Linked DNA regions of Homo sapiens: region 1 is linked to region 2. Evidence: chromatin loops called from intact Hi-C (ENCODE). Cell type or tissue: Caco-2. All regions are shown on one strand. Each heading gives the region's core, and the rest is flanking DNA. Links, peaks and the distances in the headings are about the cores only. Region 1 has its middle 180 kb from the start of BCHE. Region 2 has its middle 590 kb from the start of BCHE.

What was found. Hi-C counts contacts between places; a loop is a spot of excess contacts. Peaks named below come from ENCODE experiments on the same cell type or tissue, not always from the same donor. Only the 100,000 strongest peaks of a DNase experiment are listed, where the experiment ranks them.
Region 1: it touches region 2 in a loop (36-fold over the local background); 3 of 110 quality-filtered maps call a loop at or near these places.

The regions. Positions count from the first base shown.
Region 1 is chr3:166,008,005-166,018,845 of GRCh38, reverse strand. No RefSeq gene overlaps it. Among named protein-coding and RNA genes, the nearest start is that of BCHE, 180 kb to the right of the region's middle. In Caco-2, for the core only: a CTCF peak has its summit at 5,563 (motif pointing left); no DNase peak of the experiment used is centred there.
Region 2 is chr3:166,419,642-166,430,482 of GRCh38, reverse strand. No RefSeq gene overlaps it. Among named protein-coding and RNA genes, the nearest start is that of BCHE, 590 kb to the right of the region's middle. In Caco-2, for the core only: no CTCF peak of the experiment used is centred there; a DNase peak (open chromatin) is centred at 4,382.

The DNA of each region.
Region 1 (10,841 bases), core at 3,395-8,394, 410 kb after region 2:
TAAATAAAGCCAAATACTTATAGCTAACTGATTTTTGACAAAGCAAACAAAAACATAGAGTGGGTAAAGGACAACCTATTCAACAAATGGTGTTGGGATAATTGTCAAGCCACTTGTAGAAGAATGAAACTTGATCCTCATCTTTTACCTTATACAAAAATAAACTTAAGATTGATCAAAGACTTAAATCTAAGACTTGAAACAATAAAAATTTTAGAAGACAACATCAGAAAATCTCTTCTAGACATTGGCTTAGGCAAAGGCTTCATGACCAAGAACTCAAACACTAACGCAACAGAAAGATAATTAGATGAGACTTAATTAAACTAAAAAGTTTCTGCACAGCAAAATAATAATAATAATCAGTAGAGTAAACAGACAACCCACAGAGTGGGGGAGACTCTTCACCAATATTCATCTGAGAAAGAACTAATATCCAATACCTACAAGGAACTCCAACAAATCAGCAAGGAAAACAACAACAACAACAATCCCACCAAAAAGTGAGCTGAGGACATGAATAGACTATTCTCAAAAGAAGATATACAAATGGCCAACAAACATATGACAAAAATGCTCGACACCACTAATTATCAAGAAAATGCAAATCAGAACCACAATGCAATAGCACTGTATTAGTCCATTCTCATGCTGCTATAAATAACTGCCCAAGACTGGGTAATTTATAAAGGAAAGAGGATTAATTGACTCATAGTTCCACAGGGCCTGGGAAGTCTCAGAAAACTTACAATCATGGCAGAAGGGAAAGCAAAAACATCCTTCTTCACAGGGTGACAGGACAGAGAAGAATGAGAGCTGAGCAAAGGAGGAAGCCCCTTATAAAACTATCAGATCTTGTGGGAACTTACTATCATGAGAATAGCATGGGAGAAACCACCCCATGATTCAATTACCACCCACTGGGCCCCTCCCAAATAACATATGGGGATTACAATTCAAGATGAGATTTGGGTGGGGACACAGTCAAATCATACCAACCACCTTACTTCTCCAAGAATGGTCATAATTAAAAAATCAAAAAATAATGGATGTTGGCATGGATATAGTGAAAAGGGAGCCCTTTTACACTGGTGGTGGAAATGTAAACTAGTACAACCACTATGGAAAACCATGGAGATTCCTTGAAGAATTAAAATTAGATCTATAATCTGATACAGAAATCCCACTACTGAGTATCTACCCAGAGGAAGTCAATACACAAAAAAGTCACTTGCACATGCATGTTTATAGCAGCACAATTCATAATTTCAAAAATATGGAACCAGGCCAAATGCCCAGCAAGCAATGAATGGATAAAGAAAATGTGATATATATATCACAAAATGTTTTTTATATATATATATACACACATATAAATCACAAAATGTTATATATATATCACAAAATGTTACATATATACACATGTATGTGTGTATATATATATTTTTATATTTATGTATATACACACACACACACACACACACACACACACAAACCATGGAATACTACTCAGCCATAAAAAGGAACATAATAATGGCATTTGCAGCAAACTGGATGGAATTGGAGACCATTATTCTAAGTGAAATAACTCAGGAATGGAAAACCAAACATCATATGTTCTCACTTATAAGTGGGAACTAAGCTATGAAGATGCAAAGGCATAAAAATGACACAATGGACTTTGAGGACTTGGAGGGAAGGGTTGGAGGGAGCTGAGGGATAGAAGACTGCACATTGGGTACAGTGTACACTGCTTGGGTGATGGGTGCACCAAAATCTCAAAAATCACCACTAAATGTTTCATGGATAAGGTGACTTACTCATGTAATCAAATATCATCTGTTCCCCCAAAATCTATTGAAATAAAAAAAAGCAAAAACAATTTATATTTCTAATAAGTTCCCAGGTGACACCAATGGAGCTAATCCAAAGACCAGATGTTGAAAACCATTGTATTCAAGATATTCTTAGAAAATTAAAATGATTTGGGTAGTTAAATTACATGTGACATTTTTGTGTGTTTGTTCTATCATATTCTATAGTGGCACATTTTAGAGTTGTATATGTATTGTTACTGTGACAACACATTTTAATATTCTAGTGCTGTTTCAAGTTTAATTGAGAAGGATATGGAGAATGCTCAGTCTGTATATGTTTATGAAGAATAAGTCAAGTTCATTTAAGCTTCATGCCTGTTTTTTACTTGCTTATCTTTCAACATTGTACTAATACTTAAATTTGGAAAGTATTGAATGTATTGCTGTAGTATTAGAGACAAATTCTATAATATAGAATCTTTACCCAGCAATCTTATCCACCTCCTGACAAGTACAGGTCCCTATATCATTGAACAAGTCTCTAGGTAGCTAAGTGTAATTATTGCACAAGCAGCCTCCTTCTTTCTCTCTGGTCAGTGCTTCCTTAGCTTTTTTCTCCAAATGGTTCATTTATTTAGTTAATTTGAGCTAAATATGTGTCACAGATTCTATGTTTGGAGAAGTGCAGAAACCTTGTTTGATCTAGCTTCCTTTGTTGTAATAATCAGGAAATTGGCACATTTTAATCTCTAAATTAATACTTTTATAAATTAATAAAATAAACTAAAATTCTTGTCTCGATTCCACAATTTTCTATTTAATAAAAATAATGGAATAACTTATATTTAAGCTTAAAGTGTGTTTAAAGGTGATAACCAAATTAACATTTTATTCATGAGATTTTAGTTGACCATAAGCTTGAAGAGTTACCTTACATTTTAATCATTTGAAAAAAACAGCTACAAATTATTAAGTGATTATTCGTTGACCTGCATGTTTAGAAGTGTAGTGCTATTGATATGAAAACTGTAAATTCTATTGTTCAGCTTATATCTGATATATTGCATTTATTTCTGAGTACTAGATTTCAAGAGGCTCATAGATACACCACAGAAAAAAAAACAACCCTGATGGAGAGGTGACCAGAATAAGGAATCTTTCTAATCATTTAGACAATATTTTATTTTAAACAATTTAACTATTCCTCCTTTAACATAAGATAGATTTGGAACAAAATGAGAAGCTATAAGAAGGTAATACAACATATTGGTTTTCTTAATAGTGTTTTCTAAAACTGAGATAGAATCTTTAATGAATCTCTGAATTGGTTGCCATCGTCACAAATTAAAGGGAATAGAATCACAAGTCAAGGATTTTTATGAAAGTGATCATTCTAGCAAATGGATGGCAGAAATAAACAACTTTTAAGAGGTGCTATCACTCCTAGCTCTAGTCTAAATTTTGTTCATGAGACAGAGATTCTACAATGTAGAGGTCTTCTGACAAAGAAAAAACCCTAAACTGTTTTAGAAGCCCCCAAATAACAGTGACATCTGACTCACAGGCAACATAACCTCAATTTTAGAACACAAATTAAAGCATTATTTTTAAAACAAATATTGCTTACTGTTTCATCACTAGATCAAATTTTCAAGTAAAGGCATGACATATATTTTTATATGAAATCAGACTTGTTGAAATGTTCTTATTTGAAAGGTACTCTCTGGAAAAGATCACCAGAAAGCCATTCCTCTAATGTTAAAACTAACCATTTAGGAAAAGCAAAAAAACTCTAACTCCTTCATACAACAAAACAATTAGATGGATAAAATATTTGTATGTTAAAAAATTAACAGTGTCACAAAAGTGACAACAAAATATATAAGTGAATATTTTTCAATTCTAATCATAGGGAATGAATGCCTTAATTTGAAATAATAATACTCAGACTCTCCAAAGCTAAAAGTTGATATATTTCACTACCTAACCTTTTCGACTACTGTTGCTAAAATCTAAGTAAAACAAAATAAATCAAGTCTAAAGAAGAAATAAAACTGAAAAATGTTATTAATAGTTGACTAAGAATGTATTTTCTTACCATAGAAAGAACTCCAAAAAGTAGAAAAAATATTCAGATCTAGTGAAACACTAATAGAAAAGAAATACATGATGAGTTTATACCTAATTGTTAACAGGAATGAAATTGATATTGAGTTTAGGAGGTGTGCTATAAGAAAGAAAACTTGCTTTTATCATGTTTCTGTATTATTTAGCTCTGAACCAAGAAAACATATTAAATTTATAGGATAAAAATTAATAAAAATATGTATTAAATGTCCTGCAAACTATTATAGATAAATATTTATAGTGGGATACAAGTTGATAAAAATATATCTGTATTGGCTAATATATGTAAAATATATGGACAATTATATACAACATTGATGACAGTGGTTACTCTGCTGGATACAACAAAAGTTTTGAAAGGAGTATTTTTAGTTGTCATTCTGTAAGCTTTATTCTTTAAAAATAAATACATATTTATTTTAAAGTAAGAATATACAAAATATGTATTAATTATTGCATATAACCAAATGCAATATAACATGATGCATATTAATTATTTACCACTGAAAACTTTCATCAAAGTAACTACAATCACGCTTTCACTATCAAAAATAAATACTTGAGTTATTGGCATAAATATTGAAATTCAAAATATGGGATTTGTGGTGCCATTGATCCATGCCCAAGAATGTCACTTTCTTCCTCTCTCCTAGAGGCAAAGTAAATAGAATAAATTTTGATTAGAACATAAAAAATTGATTGACCATATTAACTTACTAAGTAGCTATTAAAAGTCTACTGAATGTTATGCTAGGAAAAACATTAATATCAAATGTAATTCCTTGTACATGTAAGGTCTTGTACATTTTCTCCCACAAATTAAAAATAATGGCCAATGACAGAGGAAAATCATAGTATAAAAACAAAATAAATATTTGTACATGGAAGTACCTGTGGTCCTTCTAAATTCTAGTGAGATGTGTACTTTCTTAGCTAATACTCTTATCCTGTGATGCTGACATTGCCTTTCTTTCTCAGTATCTTATCATTTTTCTGGACACTGTTCAAGATCTTATAGTTTCTCAGTTCTGAATAGGTAAGAGGAACTGTTAACTTGTTTGTTTTGCTCATAGTAACTGTTTAAATTAAAATCTTTTACATGAATTCAATAAGTTAAATAACTACAATTTAATTTTGCTACTACAGAATTGGGACAAAGTATTTTAGAAAAATCAAATATATAGATTTATAAATTACTTCTATTCAAAAAAACCCATGAAATTTTAAAATAAATTACTCATACATATATGTATATAAAATTCAGATAATAAATAGAATATTACTAAAATATTTTTCAAATACACTCATACTGTTTTTGAATAATCATGTTTATCATATATAAATTACACATAAATATAAGGTAAAATTATAATTTATAAAGTTTATAACTATAAATGAATTATATATAATTTATATATTTCTAATGATTTTCTTATGTTAATTGATAACTTCTACACATAATTTCTTGATATATTGCACACACACTACCAAATTGCCTCATGGATGGTATCATTTTTTTAAATACTTGAACAATGGTTCCATTTAAATGCAAATAGCACCTGTCTTCTAAAACTTTTAAGACTAAAATAATCTATTAAACACACACCACATTATGGTAACACCGCCATCTGCTGGATAGGTTTATCAAATTTTTGATGCTTGGTAATAAGTATGACCATTACTGCTATTTAAAGTTGTAAATTGCAAGAAATCATGAATCTACATTTATTGACTATCCACATATCTACAGTTTCCTCTCAATAAATAAAATAAGAATTCATATAAAAATTAGGTACATTAATTTTTTTTAGGTTTGGTAAAGTTTTTATTATTAGCTATAAACAATCAGATTTAATGAAGCAATATATCTGCTCATAAAAAGTATAAGGGATTATTAGAATTTTACACAAAATATCCCTACTCACAGAAGGCCTAATGGAATAAAAACAGTAATTAAAATGCCAAAAATAATTTTTGGTGTTTGACACCGGGAAAATGAAACATTTTGCCTAATTTTTGATAGTGTTACATGTTGAGATATGACATGTATGGCATTTCCATTGACACAAAGCCTTGCTTTTTAGCTCAAACACATCTCGTACTTTCTTTAACTTTCCCTTCAACCTTTATTTTAAGTTCAGGGATAAATGGTCAGGATGTGCAGTTTTGTTACATAAGTTAATGTGTGCTTTGATGATTTGTGGCACAGATCACCCCACCTACTAGGTAATAAGCCCAGCATCAATTAGCGATTTTTCCTGATGCTATTCCCCCAACCCCACCCCAACAGGTCCTGTGTGTGTTGTTTTTCCCCACCATGTGTCCATGTATTCTCATCATTCAGCTCCCACTCATAAGTGAGAACATGTAGTGTTTGGTTTTCTGTTCCTGCATTAGGTTGCTGGAGAATGGCTTCCAACTCCATCTATGCCCCTGCAAAGGACATGATCTTGTTCTTTTTTATGGCTGCATAATATTCCATGGTGTATATGTACCACATTTTCTTTATCCAGTCTATCATTGATGGGCATGTAGGTTGATTCCATGTCTTTGCTATTGTAAATAGTACTGCAATAAACATATGCATGCATGTACCTTTATAATAGAATGATTTATATTCCTTTGGGTATGTATCCAGTAATGAGATTCTTGAGTCCAATGGTATCTCTGCCTCTAGGTCTTTGAGGAATAGCCACACTGTCTTCCAAAATGGTTGAACTAATTGACATAGGTACATTAATTTTTATGAGACAAAGAGATTCTGCAACGGAGAGGTCTTTTGCCAAAGAAGAAAGTCTAAATAGTTTTAGAAACCCTAAGACAATAGTGACAATTTGACTCACAAGCAACATAAATATGGTGTTCAATTTTTTCTTATCCCACTAGACACCAAATTTATGACCAACATAAAAATAAATAAATAAATAAATAAATAAATAAATAAATAAATAAATTGAGTAAAGCCACATTGCTGCTTAAAACTTGACTCTCTTACCAGACTTGTCACTAGAGATTTGGCTAAATGCAATTAAAAGTGAAACAAACACTTGACCTAGAAGGAAGACATATGATTTTTCTGGCTTCAAAAATAGAATGTTCTATGGTTAAAAAGACAGCTAGGTACTCAATGGAGGAATCCTGATAAACCCCAAAGATGAAGGCAGTGATTGGCATGTTCTTAGCTCCGTGAGGGCAGAGAACATCTCCTTCTGAACATTATTTCCTATTGTATAGCTATATTCATTAAATGATATTGGGCATGACTAACTGTTATTGATTGAAAAGCAACCCTAAGAAGAATAATATTTGGGCAGTAGAAATCTTTTTTAGAATGAGTAGCCACAGTGTATTGGAAGCTCTTTTGATGTGTGGCTGTCACATATATAAAGAACAACATTAGAAAGGCTTCTTTTTCAGAGTGAGTAGTTACTGTAAGCAGAGAACTATTTTTAAGGTTTTCCTTTAACTGAGTACAAAAATGAAAAGTGTCAAAACCATGTAAAAACACAAGAGGTCAAAAGCCAGGGACTTTTATTGCTAATCAAAGAGTTGCTGTCACAAAACACTTTTGTTGCTATAAACAAAGCAGAACTTTAGTTTTAATTTCGTTCTCTAGATACAAAAGAACATATCTCAGCTATAAAGCTAGAGCAAGTAGTAATAAAGAACAAACTGTCTAAAAAGATGAAAATACATTGTTTTGATTTGATAAACATTATTTTGTTAAGAATGCTTAAAACAACCTATTGGAAATTACAGAAAACTAAATTGAAGCTGTAGTAAGCAAAAGAGTGTAGTACTGATATAAAAATAAACACATAGATCAATGGAATGGAAGACAGACCACAAAAATAAAGCCATAGACCTACCACCAACCGATCTTCAACAAAGTTATCAAAAACATTTGCACTGGGGAAATGACATCCTGTTCAATAAATGGTGCTGGGAAAATTGGATAGCCACAGGAAGAATGAAACTGGGCCCATTCCTCTTATCATCTACAAAAATTAATTTGAGATGGATTAAAGACTTAAATATAATACCTGAAAACTATAAAAATCCTAAAAGAAAACCTGGGAAAAACTCTTCTGGATATTGGCCTAGGCAAAGAATATATGACCGAGTCTTCAAAAGCCAACCAACAAACTAAATTCATGACAATTGACAAAATAATATAAAAGAAGGTAATTATAAGAAAATGTGAAAGATACGGAAAATTCAGTCTAGGAAAAACAAGCTAAAAAAGAATGAGATAGTGGGCATGGTAGCATGTGCCTGTAGACCTAGCTAATCAGGATGCTGAAGTGGCAGAATTGCTTGAGCTCAGGAGCTAGAGGCTGCAGTGAGCTTTGATGACGCCACTGAACTACAGTCTGGGTGACAGAGTGAGACCCTGTTTCAGAAAAAAAAAAGCAGAAAAAATACAAATTATGTATTACTCAAATAAGTGATAGGCTGAACATGGTGGTTCACACCTGTAATCCAAATACTTTGGGAGTCTAAGATGGGAGGATGGCTTGCACCCAGGAGTTTGAGACCTGCTTGGGAAACATAGAGTGACTACCATCTCTACAAAATTACAAAAAATTAGGGGGGCATAGTGGCATGTGCCTTTAGGCCCAGCTACTTGGGAGGCTGAGGTATTAAGATTGCTTGAGCCCAGGAGGGTAAGGCTGCATTGAGCCAAGTTTGTGTCATTGCAGCCTGGGGGACAGAGTGAGACCCTGTCTCTAAAAAACATAATAATAACAATAATCACAACTATTTTGGACGGGCACTGTGGTTTACGCCTGTAATCCCAACACTTTGGGAGGCTGAGGCAGACAGATCACCTGAGGACAGGAGTTCGAGCCCAGCCTGGCCAACATGGTGAAACCCCATCTCTACTAAAAATACAAAAAACTAGCCAGGTGTGATGGTGCACGCCTGTAATCCCAGCTACTCGGGAGGCAGAGACAGGAGAATCACTTGAACCTAGGAGTTGTAGATTGCAGTGAGCCAAGGTCTTGCCATTGCTCACTCCAGCTTGGGTGACTAGAACAAGACTTCATCTCAAAAAAAAATAATAATAATAATAATAATCTTAAACTGAAGCTTAACATGAATGTATAAACAAAATCTAAGTATTCTAATATCAAGTGTCATTTCATTGAAATATTTGAGTTTTAATATTCAAAAACAATATAAGCACACAAATAACACAGGATAGAGATGAGGGAAAACAAAGGAAAAGAACACAGCCTGGAAACAACAAAGGATATTGATAACAAAGCTGCAAGGAAAGATCTTTTATGGGGAGGGAGAAGGTAAGAAGTAGACAAAGACTTAAAATTCAAGAATTCTCCAATCAGCCAAAATACTTTTTATGCATAAAGAAAATAGATATTCCTGACTCAGTAGATGCTTACAAATTATTCCCTGATTAAGTCATTAAAACAAGCGTTCAGTAATTATATCACTTATGTAACTTCTTAAATAAATTACACAGATATAATTGTTTGAACAAAAGATGAAGTAAAACACAAGCTGAAGAATATAAGACTGTACAAAAAGTTTACTGTTGTCAATTAAATTAGCTAAATATGAGTCAAGTCCACATAATTATTCTACAAATAAAAAATAATCAATTAGAATAATCTCAAAAGAAATACATAATATAAAATTAACATGAATATTTATCTGCACCAAAATATCTCTGATTTAATAAACAAATTGAATGGAGTATATGAGGAAAGTGTTTAGAATTTAAATATCCATCTTTTACAGATGGGCTACTCTTTTATTGTTTACATTGCCAATAAAAATAAAGTTTCAGGTGTGTGTCTGCTTGCAAGGATGTGTGTGTGTGTGTGTGTGTGTGTGTGTGTGTGTGTGTGTGTGTGTATCTGGTTAATTGTAAAAACATAATTAATTGATTTTAATGGTAAATCATTTTCTCCTACTGTCTTTTGGGATCTGTGATGTAGCACTAGTTGTTTTTCTCCTGCCCCTGGATGAAAAGCTGGGCAGTATCCTTATATTTTCGATTCACTGATCCCAGAGAAATACAAACTACCATCACAGAATACTGTAAACACCTCTACGCAAATAAATTAGAAAATCCAGAAGAAATGGATAAATTTCTGGACACATAAACCCTCCAAGACTAAACCAGGAAGAAGTTGAATCTCTGAATAGACCAATAACAGGCTCTGAAATTGAGACAATAATTAATAGCTTACCAACCAAAAAAAATTCCAGGATCAGACAGATTCACAGCCAAATTCTACCAGAGGTACAAGGAGGAGCTGGTACCATTCCTTCTGAAACTATTCCAATTGACAGAAAAAGAAGGAATCCTCCCTAACACATTTTATGAGGCCAGCATCATCCTGATACCAAAGCCGGGCAGAGACACAATAAAAATAGAGAATTTTAGACAAATATCCCTGATAAACATCGATGCAAAACTCCTCAGTAAAATACTGGCAAACTGAATCCAGTAGCACATCAAAAAGCTTGTCCACCATGATCAAGTGGGCTTCATCCCTGGGATGCAAGGCTGGATCAACAAACGCAAATCAATAAACGTAATCCAGCATATAAACAAAACCAAAGACAAAAACCACATGATTATCTCAATAGATGCAGAAAAGGCCTTTGACAAAATTCAGCAGCCCTTCATGCTAAAAACTCTCAATAAATGAGGTATTGATGGGACGTCTCTCAAAATAGTAAGAGCTATTTATGACAAACCCACAGGCAATATCATACGGAATGGGCAAAAACTGGAAGCATTCCCTTTCAAAACTGGCACAAGACAAGGATGCCCTCTCTCACCACTCCTATTCAACATAGTGTTGGAAGTTCTCGCCAGGGCAATCAGGCAAGAGAAAGAAATAAAGGGTATTCGATTAG
Region 2 (10,841 bases), core at 2,326-7,325:
TCCCTCATTCTGTTGATATGCTATATCACAGTAATTGATTTGAGTATGTTGAACCATCTTGCATCCCTGGGAAAAATCCCACTTGGTAATGATGAATAATCATTTTAATGTGTTGTTTAATTTTGTTTTCTAGTATTTTGATAATATTGGCACATATGTTCATCATGGATATTAAACTATAGTTTTATTTATTTATTTATTTATCTTTGTCCAATGTGGGTATCATGGTAAAACTGGCCTCACAGAATGAACTTAAAACTATTCTCTCCTCCTCTATTTTTCAAAAAAGCTTGAGTATGACTGGTATTAGTTCTTCTTTAAATGTTTCTTACAATTCAGCATTGAAGCCATTAGGTCCTGGGGTTTTCCTTGCTAAGATAATTTTTATTATAGCTTCACACTCATTATTTGTTATTTATCTGTGCAGGTTTTGGATTTCCTCATGATTCAATCTTGGTCAATTGTATATGTCTAGGAATTTACTTATTTCCTCTCAGTTTTCCAATCTATTGGCATATAATTGTTCATAGTAGCTTCTAATAATCTCTGAATTTCTGTAGTATCAGTTGTAATGTCTTTTTTTCACTTGTGATTTTATTTATTTGAGTCTTCTATCTTTTTTCTTAGTTTGACTAAAGGTTTGTCAATTGTATATGTCTTTTCAAAAAAAAAAAATTTTTTGTCCCATGGATCTTTTATATATTTTTAAATTTCTGTTTCACTTATTTCTGCTCCTGTCTTTATTATTAATTTTCTTCTACTAATTTCTGGGCTTGGTTTGGTCTTACTTTTCTAGTTTTTTTTAAATTCATTGTTTGGTTGTTTATTTGAAGTTTTCTATTTTTTTGAGGTGGGTGCTTATAGCTATAAACTTTTCTTTTACGCCTGTTTTCACTGTATCTTGTGTGTTTTGGTAGGTTGTGTATCCATTAATATTGGTTTCAATGAAGTTTTAAATTTCCTTCTTTATTTCTTCATTGACCCAGTTGTCATGCAGGAGCACATTGTTTAATTTCTATGTGTGTGTATACTTTCCAAAATACCTATGGTTATTGACTTCTGGCTTTATACCATTTTGGTCAAAAAATATACTTGATATGATTTAGTTTTTAGAACAATTTTAAGATTAGTTTTGTGGTGTATGGTCTTTTTTTGAGAGTGATTTATATGCTGTAGAGAAGAATATGTATTCTGCATCTGTTAGATAAAATGGTCTCATAATAGCGATTAGATCTATTTAGTCTATAGTGCAGATGAAGTCCAATATTTCTTTGTTGATTTTTTGTCTGGATTATCTCTCCACTGCTGATAGTGAGATGTTGAAGTCTCCAGCTGTTATTGCATTTGGCTGTATCTCTCTCTTTATTTCTAATTATATTTGTTTCCTATATCTGGGTGCTGTAATGTTGGGTGCTTATATATTTAAAATTGTTACATTGTCTTGCTGAATTGAAACTGTATCGTTACATAGCGGCATTCTTTGTCCCTTTTTATAATTTTTGCCTTGAAATATATTTTCTCTGTATATCTATTCTTGCTCTTTTTTGGTTTCTATTTTTACAGAATATATTTTTCTATTTATTTTCAGTCTATGTGTTTGTTTACAGGTGAAGTGTATTTCTTGTAGTCAACAGACTATTGGGTTTTTCTTTTTTATACATTCAGCCATTCAATATCTTCTGAATGGAGAGTTTAGCCCGTTTGTATTCATTGATATGATTGGCAAATGAGGATTTACTCCTGCATTTTGTTATTTGTTTCCTTGGTGTTTTGTAGTCTTCTCTTTCTTCTTCACTTTTTCCTGTCTTTCTTTAAGTGAAGGTGATTTTCTCTAGTGGTCTGTTTTAATTTCTTGGTTTGTGTGTGTGTGTGTTATGTGTGTGTGCTTCTCTAGTATGTTTTTTGATTTGAGATTACCATAATGCTTGCAAATAATACCTTATAACCAATTATTTTACAGTAATAGTAACTTAACTCTGATTGTATAAACAAAAGAGTAACAAGCAAAGAGAAAACCGACAGAGACCAAATTTTCACTTTTCTATTTGTTAACATTTTTTTCTATTTATATCTTATTGTACTGTCTATGTCTTGATAAATTGTAGCTCTTACGTTTGATTTGTTCACATTTTAATCTTTCCACTCAAGACATGTGTAATATACACATTAAAATTTCTTTGTTATAATATTCTGTGTTTTTCTGTGCACTTACTATAACCAGTATTAGATTTTCAGTTTTTCTCTTTCTTTCTCTTTCTTTTCTTTCTTTCTTTCTTTCTTTCTTTTCTTTCTTTCTTTCTTTCTTTCTTTCTTTCTTTCTTTCTTTCTTTCTTTCTTTCTTTCTTTCTCTCTTTCTTTCCCTCTCTCTCTCTCCTCTCCTCTCCTCTTTTCTTTCTTTCTTTCTTTCTTTTTCTTTCTTTCTCTCTCTTTCTCTATTTTCAATAGGCTTTAACTCCTATAACCCAGGCTGGAGTGCAGTAGTGTGATCTCTGCTGACTGCAACCTCCACGTTTTGTGTTCAAGTGATTCTCCTGCCTCAACCTCTTGACTAAATGGAGCTATAGACATGTGGCACCATATCCAGCTATTGTTTGTATTTTTGGTAGAGGTGGGGTTTTGCCATGTTGTCCAGACTGGCTTCGAACTCCTGAACTCAAGCAGTCTGCCCACCTTGGCCTCTCAAAGTGCTGGGATAACAGGTAGAAGCCACTGTGCCCGGCCCTGTTGATTTCTTATTGTTCATTGACATCTTTTTCTTTCAGACTGAAGAACTCTCTTTAGTATTCCTTGTAGGACAGGTTTTGTGTTGAAATTCCTCAGCTTTTGCTTCTCTTGGTAAGTCTTTATTTCGCTTTCATATTTGAAGTATATTTTTGCTGGACATACTATTCTAGAATACACATTTCTTTCTTTCTTCAGTGCTTTAAACATGTCATGCCTCTTTCTCCTGGCCTGTAAGGTTTCTTCTTAGAATTCTGCTGCCAGGTGTAATGGGGCTCCATTTTATGTTATTCATTTCTTTTTTCTGTCTGCTTTAGGATCCTTTCTTAATATTTTACTTTTGGGAGTTTCCTTATTAAATGTGTTTAGGTAGTCTTATTTAGTCTTATTTATTAGGTTAATCTGCTGAGTATTCTATAAACTTTTTGTACATGAGCATTGATACCTTTCTGTAGGTTTGAGAAGTTCTCTGTTATTATCCATTTGAATCAGCTTTGTACCCCTATCTCTTTACCTCCACTTTAAGCCCAACAATTCTTAGATTTGCCCTTTTGAGCCAATTTTCTAGATCTTGAAGGCATGTTTTATTCTTTTTCTCTTTTGTCTCCTTTGCGCATTTTCAAATAGACAGTCTTCATGCTCATTGACACTTTCTTCTGTTTGATCAGTTCTGCTATTAAGAGACGGATGCATTTTTCAGTCTGTCAATTGAATTTTTAAGTTCTAGATTTTGTGTTTGATTCTTTTTAATTATTTCAATATCTTTGTTGAATTTATCTGATAGGATTCTGAATTTCTTCTCTGTGTTATCTTGAATTTCTTTGCATTGCCTCAAAACAGCTGTTTTGAATTCCTTGTCTGAATGTTGCTGTAACTCTGTCTCTCCACAATTGGTCCTGGGTGCCTTATTTAGTTTGTTTGATAATGTCATGTTTTTCTGGATGGTTCTGATGCTTGATGGATGTTCACTGGTGTCTGGCATTGAAGAGTTAGTTATTTGTTGTAATCTTCTTTGCAGTCTGGGCATGTTTCTACCTGTCTTTCTTGAAAAGGCTTTTTTGGGTATTTGACCTGTGTTGTGACACAAATTTTTAGTCACTGCAGTTGCATCTGCATTAGAGGGCATGTTATAATATTGTGGCTATTGCAAACTCATAGAGGTACCACATTAGTGGTCTTGGATAAGATCTGTAAGAATTCTCGAGGTTAACAGACATAGGCTCTTGTTCCATTCCCTTACTTTCTTCCAAACAAATGGAAATTGAGTCTCTCTCTTTGTGCTGAAATTCCTGGAGCTGTGGGAGAGGTGAAGCCAGCACATCTCTGAGTCTCACCTAAGGCTCATGGTGAGTATTGCTTGACTACTACTGACTGTTATGGGCCTACGGGCTCTTTAGTCAGAAGATATGAATCCTACAAGGACTGAATCTTTTTGCAGCAGGCTCCCTTTTGGCCCGGCATGTGTCTAGAAATGTCATCCAGGAGGTAGAACATGGAATGGGGGCCTCAGGACTCTGTCTGCTGCCCTGTCCTACTGTGGCTGAGCTGGTTTCCAAGTTGCAAGAAAAAGTCATTTTTTCTCTTTCCTCTCCTCTCCTCAAATGGAAGGAAGAACTCTTTCCCAGAGCTGCAAACTGCACTGCCTTCAGTTGCCTGAGGGGTGGCACAAGCGCTCCTTTGGTCATACAGGCTTGGGTCTCATTATGTCACATGTGCTTCAACTTCACCAACTCTAAGCCCAGCACAACACCAGGACTTGCCCAGAAATTGGAGTCCTTGTGCCTTGAATGTCTGCCTAATTTATTTAGAACCTAGAATACTTTATCCCTTGGTGTCAAGGCTTCCTGGTACTTAGGATTTGGCCCCTGGCATACGTAATTCACCTCTGTTTAGGGCTAGTTCAAATGTTCATTCTGTGGGTGCTGGCTGAGTTATCCCTGGTGTTGTTTTCTGAGATAACAGGGAAGCACTGCATTCCCAAATAATGTCCCACTGTCACTGTGCTCTCCTTCCCCCAAGTGCATAGATTCTCTTTCCATGCCATGTGGCTGCTGCCAGGGAATGGGAGGCGGGGGTGGCATCAGCAATTCAAGACTTTCTTTCCTAACCCTCAGTGCCTCTTTAAGTGATTTGAAGTTAAAACCAGATACTGTCACCATTCACCTGATATTTGATTCTTATGAAGGTGCTTTTATTTGTGTGGATAGTTGTTCAATTTGGTGTTCCTGAAGGGAGGATGATATCAGTGGATGCTTCTATTTGGCTATCTTGCGCCACCATCTCTCTAAAGTTGCTTTTAACACAGGAAAAACATACAATTTTTTTTTTTACATTTTAAATGTTTAAAGATGTAAAATAAAAATGAACCACATTGCAGGGAAATGACCAGTGATAAGACTCTTTAAGGCATAAGACAGAAGTGTTCAGAAAGAGCAACTCAGATGTGAAGGAGAGCAGAGTACAATAAAGGTAAAGCTGTAGAATGTTTAGAGAACTCATATCAGAAAATCTTGGTTTTGTCATTAGAGCAGTAAGTGATAAGATCAGTTGAGAAACCAAGATTTTCCTGTTTGTTTGCTTTTTTAAAAACATTCAGGGCAGAAAAATTGAAAAAAAATACACAATTTAATATAAGTAAATTGATAAAATATTTAGATAAGCAATTAAGTTTAAATCAATGAGAAAATAGAGCTTGATTTTTTAAAAGTTTTTGTTAAAGATTTTAAAATGAAATTAATCAACATGTTTTCTGACTGTTTCCATAAACATCTACCAAATTGAAGATAAAAGAAAAGATTTCTCAACACTGTGTTTGAATCAACTCTTGAAAAATTAAGGCTGATAGTGTGTCCAGAATTGGTGGGTTCTTGGTCTCACTGACTTCAAGAATGAAGCCGTGGACCCTCGTGGTGAGTGTTACAGCTCTTAAGGTGGCACGTCTGGAGTTTGTTCCTTCTGATGTTTGGATGTGTTCAGAGTTTCTTCCTTCTGGTGGGTTCGCGATCTTGCTGGCTTCAGGAGTGAAGCTGCAGACCTTCGCGGTGAGTGTTACAGCTCATAAAAGCAGTGTGGACCCAAAGAGTGAGCAGTAGCAAGATTTATTGCAAGGAGCAAAAGAACAAAGCTTCCACAGTGTGGAAGGGGACCCGAGCCGGTTGCCACTGCTGGCTCCGGCAGCCTGCTTTTATTCTTATCTGGCCCCACCCACGTCCTGCTGATTGGTAGAGCCGAGTGGTCTGTTTTGACAGGGCGCTGATTGGTGCGTTTACAATCCCTGAGCTAGACACAAAGGTTCTCCACGTCCCCACTAGATTAGCTAGATACAGCGTGTGGACACAAAGGTTCTCCAAGTCCCCACCAGACTCAGGAGCCCAGCTGGCTTCACCCAGTGGATCCCGCACCAGGCTGCAGGTGGAGCTGCCTGCCAGTCCCATGCCCTGTGCCCACACTCCTCGGCCCTTGGGTGGTCGATGGGACTGGGCACCGTGCAGCAGGGGGCAGTGCTCATTGGGGAGGCTCCAGCCGCACAGGAGGCCATGGAGGGGGTGGGAGGCTCAGGCATGGTGGGCTGCAGGCCTCCAGCCCTGCCCTGGGGGAAGGCAGCTAAGGCCTGGCGAGAAATTGAGCACAGCAGCTGCTGGCCCAGGTGCAAAGCCCCTCACTGCCTGGGGCCGGTGGGGCCCGCCCAGCCGCTCTGAGCGCGGGGTCTGCTGAGCCCATGCCCACCCAGAACTCACGCTGGTCCGCAAGCACCGCGCAGCCCCGGTTCCCGCTGGCGCCTCTCCCTCCACACCCCGCTGCAAGCTGAGAGAGCCGGCTCCCGCCTTGGCCAGCCCAGAAAGGGGCTCCCACAGTGCAGCAGCAGGCTGAAGGGCTCCTCAAGTGCCACCAAAGTGGGAGCCCAGGCAAAGGAGGTGCCGAGAGTGAGCAAGGGCTGTGAGGACTGCCAGCACGCTGTCACCTCTCAATAGGAAGCAAAAAATCCCGAAATTTCTAGTATAGATAGAGTGACAAGTTCCATAATCCAGAGTGGAATGGTGGCATGCGATGGCAAAACAGCTTTTGTAACGTGGGCTAACAGGCTTCATTTTGGGTTCTAACTTCAACTGATTGTTAGTGGTTACTTGAAGAATTGATATGGAAAAGATTCAAAAGCTTTATCAGGCTCAACAAGACATGCTATTGTACTGTACTTGATTAGTGGTGTTGGCTGCACATTCAAAAGTGAGAAAGGATCCGGTAGTACCATGCATTTTTGTTGTTGTTGTATTTTGTTAGAAAAGTTTGATTTGGGATGAGTTTTTAAAAATCTAGTGCAAAGCGTTGAAGGAAAAATAATAGTTTATTAATATGAAAGTAGAGAGAAATTTGGAGTTTGAGATTATTCCAACAGAAGACACTAAAGATTATTCTTCTGCTTAATATGCTCTGGTGGCTTCTAACTTAACTAAAATACAATCCAGAGTATGTACAATGGCCACACAGGCTCCACATGATGAGGCTCCCAGTTACCTCTCTGACATCATCTACTACCTTTCTTTCCTTCACTCACTCTGCTCCTTATCCACTGGCTTTTTGCTGTACCTTAAACATTTTGAGTACATTCCTGTTGTAGGGCTTTTGCTTATGCTACTTCTGCCTGGGTAGTTTACCCTTAGCTAGATCCAGGGTTTGATTTATCACCTCCTTCGGAGCTTTACTTACGTTTTTATTTTTTCATTAACATTTTATTTAAAATTCAAAGTCTACTCACATTCTATCTCACTCACTCTCAATATGTAGTTTCTGGTCAATTATGTTTTTATTTTTTATTATTTTAAATTTATTTTTAATTTTTTTATAACTTACCACCTTCTAATAGACTGTACATTTTATTTATTTATTCTGCATTACCTCTTGCCCCTACCACCAGCTTTACTAGATCATAACTTAATGAGGACAGAAATATGGGTTCAGTTTATGGTACTGTCACCAACACTGGTCTATGCTTGCACATACTATGTATTCCATAAATATTTGTTGAATGAATGATTAGAATAATACAGAGGATTAGCCTACAGTTGATAATATGACACATTGAGGAAAAAATGTTCTGCTGTGAAAATGTATTTATAGATATAGATATGAATTCCAAAAATTAAATGGCATTAAGAGCTGCAGCAACTTCCCAAAACATCAGCAAATAGATGATGCAGATAGTAGGTGAAAAATAATAATTGTTTCATCGCAATTTGGCCAATAGAAAAGATTGTAAGGACCAGAGATGGCACATGTAGAAAGAGAAGAAAAATTAATTGAATTAGGGCAGATATGGTACAGGTAATAAAGTCCCATTTGAATATTTTCTGGCTTGACATATATTTGCCTAAAACTTCTTAAAATAAAGGATGCAGAATAGCCTATCCCAGTGTGATAGAAGCTTCCAAATCTATTTAAAGGAAATGAAAATGTGAGAAAATCAATTATCTTTATCAGAAAAGTCATCTGCAAACAAGATAGAATTTAAAGAAATTTATGATATTGATTACAAAATTTAAGTGAAAAAAATCTAAAAATCAGAGTGAGAGAGAGAGTGATCTCAATAAAGAGACAATAAAACAAAAGAGATGAACGCCGAAGATGTTTATAGAAATAATCTTTTATTTGACATCCTAAAAAAAGTTGCTGATACATTTATATATCTTATTTTAGATTCATAGCCAAGCTAAATATTTAAATTACACAGATCATCAAAACAGAAGACTAACAAGGATATTTAGGACCTGAACTCAGCTCTGAATCAAGTGGACCTGATAGATATCCACAAAACTCTCCACCCCACAAACAACAGAATATACATTCTTCTAATCACCACATGACACTCAGAAATTGGTCACACAATCAGAAGTAAAACACTCTTCAGCAAATGCAAAAGAACTGAAATGATAGCAAACAATCTCTAAGACCACAGCACAATCAAATTAGAACTCAAGATCTTAAAAATTCACTCAAAACTACACAACTACATGGAAATTGAACAAACTGCTCCTGAATGACTCCTTGGTTAATACTGAAATTAAGGCAGAAATCAAGAAATTCCTTGAAACCAATGAGAACAAAGAGATAACATAACAGAATCTCTGGGGTGCAGCTCAGCAGTATTAAGAGGAAAATGTATAGCCCTAAATGTCCACATCAAAAAGCTAAGATGATCTCAAATTAACAGCCTAACGTCACAACTAAAAGAACTAGAAAACCAAGAGCAAACAAACCCTAAAGCTACCAGAAGACCAGAAATAACCAAAATCAGAGTGGAACTGAAGAAGATAGAGACACACAAAAACTCTTCAAAACTTAAAAAATCCAGGAGCTGTTTTATATTTTTGAAAAAAAAAATTAATAAAATAGTTACACCACTAGCTAGACTAACAAAGAAGAAAGGAGAGAAGAATCAAACATGCTCAGAAATGATAAAGGGAATTTCACCACTGACCTCACAGAAATACAAACAACCATCAGAGAATACTATAAATATCCATATGCACATAAACTAGAAAATCTAGAATAAATGAATAAAGTCCTGGACACATACACCCTCCCAAGACTGAAACAGGAAGGAATTGTATCACTGAATAGACTAATAAAATTTTCTAAAATCAAGGCAGTAACAAATAGTCTACCAAGCAAAAATAGCCCAGGACCAGACAGGTTTACAAATGAATTATACCAGAGGTACAAAGAAGAGCTGATACAATTTTTACAAAAATTATTCCAAAAAATTGAAATTTTTTCCTTAATTCCTTTATGAATCCAGCATCATTCTGCTATAAAAACCTGGCAGATATAAAACAAAAGAAGAAAACTTCAGGGCAATATGCGTGATGAACATAAATGCAAAAATTCTCAATAAAATATTGGAGATCTAAGTCCAAAAGCACACCAAAAAGCTTATACGCCATGATCAAGTTGGCTTCATCCCTGGGATGCAAGATTGGTTTAACATACACAAATCAATAAATGTGATTCATCACATAAACACAAATAAAGATGAAAACCACATGATTATTTCAAGAGATGTAGAAAAGGCCTTTGATAAAATTAAACAACTCTTCATGTTAAAAACTCTCAATAAACTAGTTATTGAAGGAATATAACTCCGAATAATAAGAGCTGTATATGACAAACCCAAAACCAATAACATACTGAATGGGCAAAAGCTGGAAGCATTCCCCCTTGAAAACCAGCACAAACAAGGATGATCTCTCTCACTACTCTTATTCAACATAATATTGGAATTTCTAGTGAGGGAATTAGGCAAGAGAAAAAAATGTATTCAAATAGAGAGGAAGTCAAGTTAACTTTATTTAAATATGTCACGATTCTATGTCTAGAAAATTCCATCATTTCAGCCCCAAAGCTTCTAAAGCTCATAAGCAACTTCAGCAAAGTCTCAAGATATAAAAATGTATGTGCAGAAATAACTAGCATTCCTATACACTAACAACAGGCAAGCAGAGAGCCAAATCATGAATGAACTCTCATTCACAATTGTTACAAAAAGAGTAAGATTCCTAGGAATACAGCTAACAAGGGAAGTGAAGTACTTTTTCAAGGAAATTACAAATCACTGCTCAAGAAAATCAGAGAAGACACAAACAAATTTTTAAAAAGCCCACGCTCAAAAATAGGAAGAATCAGTATTGTTAAAATGTCGTACTGCCTAAAGTAATTTATAATTCAATGCTATTCTCATTAAACTACCATTGACAATCTTCACAGAATTATAAAAAAAAAACTATTTTAAAATTTACATGGAACCAAAAAGGAGCTTGAATATCCAAGAGAGTCCTAAACAAAAAGAACAAAGCCGGAGCTGAAGGCATCATGTTATCCAACTCCAAACTATACTACAAGGCTACAGTAACCAAAACAGCATGGTACTGGTACAAGAACAAACATGTAGGCCAATGGAATTGAATAAGAAATGCAGAAATAACACTGCACTTCCACAATCATCTGATCTTCCAAAAACCTGACAAAAACAAGCAATGGGGAAAGGATATCCTGTATAATAAATGGTGCTGAGAGAACTGGTTACCCATATGTAGAAAATTAAAACTGTACCCATTCTTTACACCTTA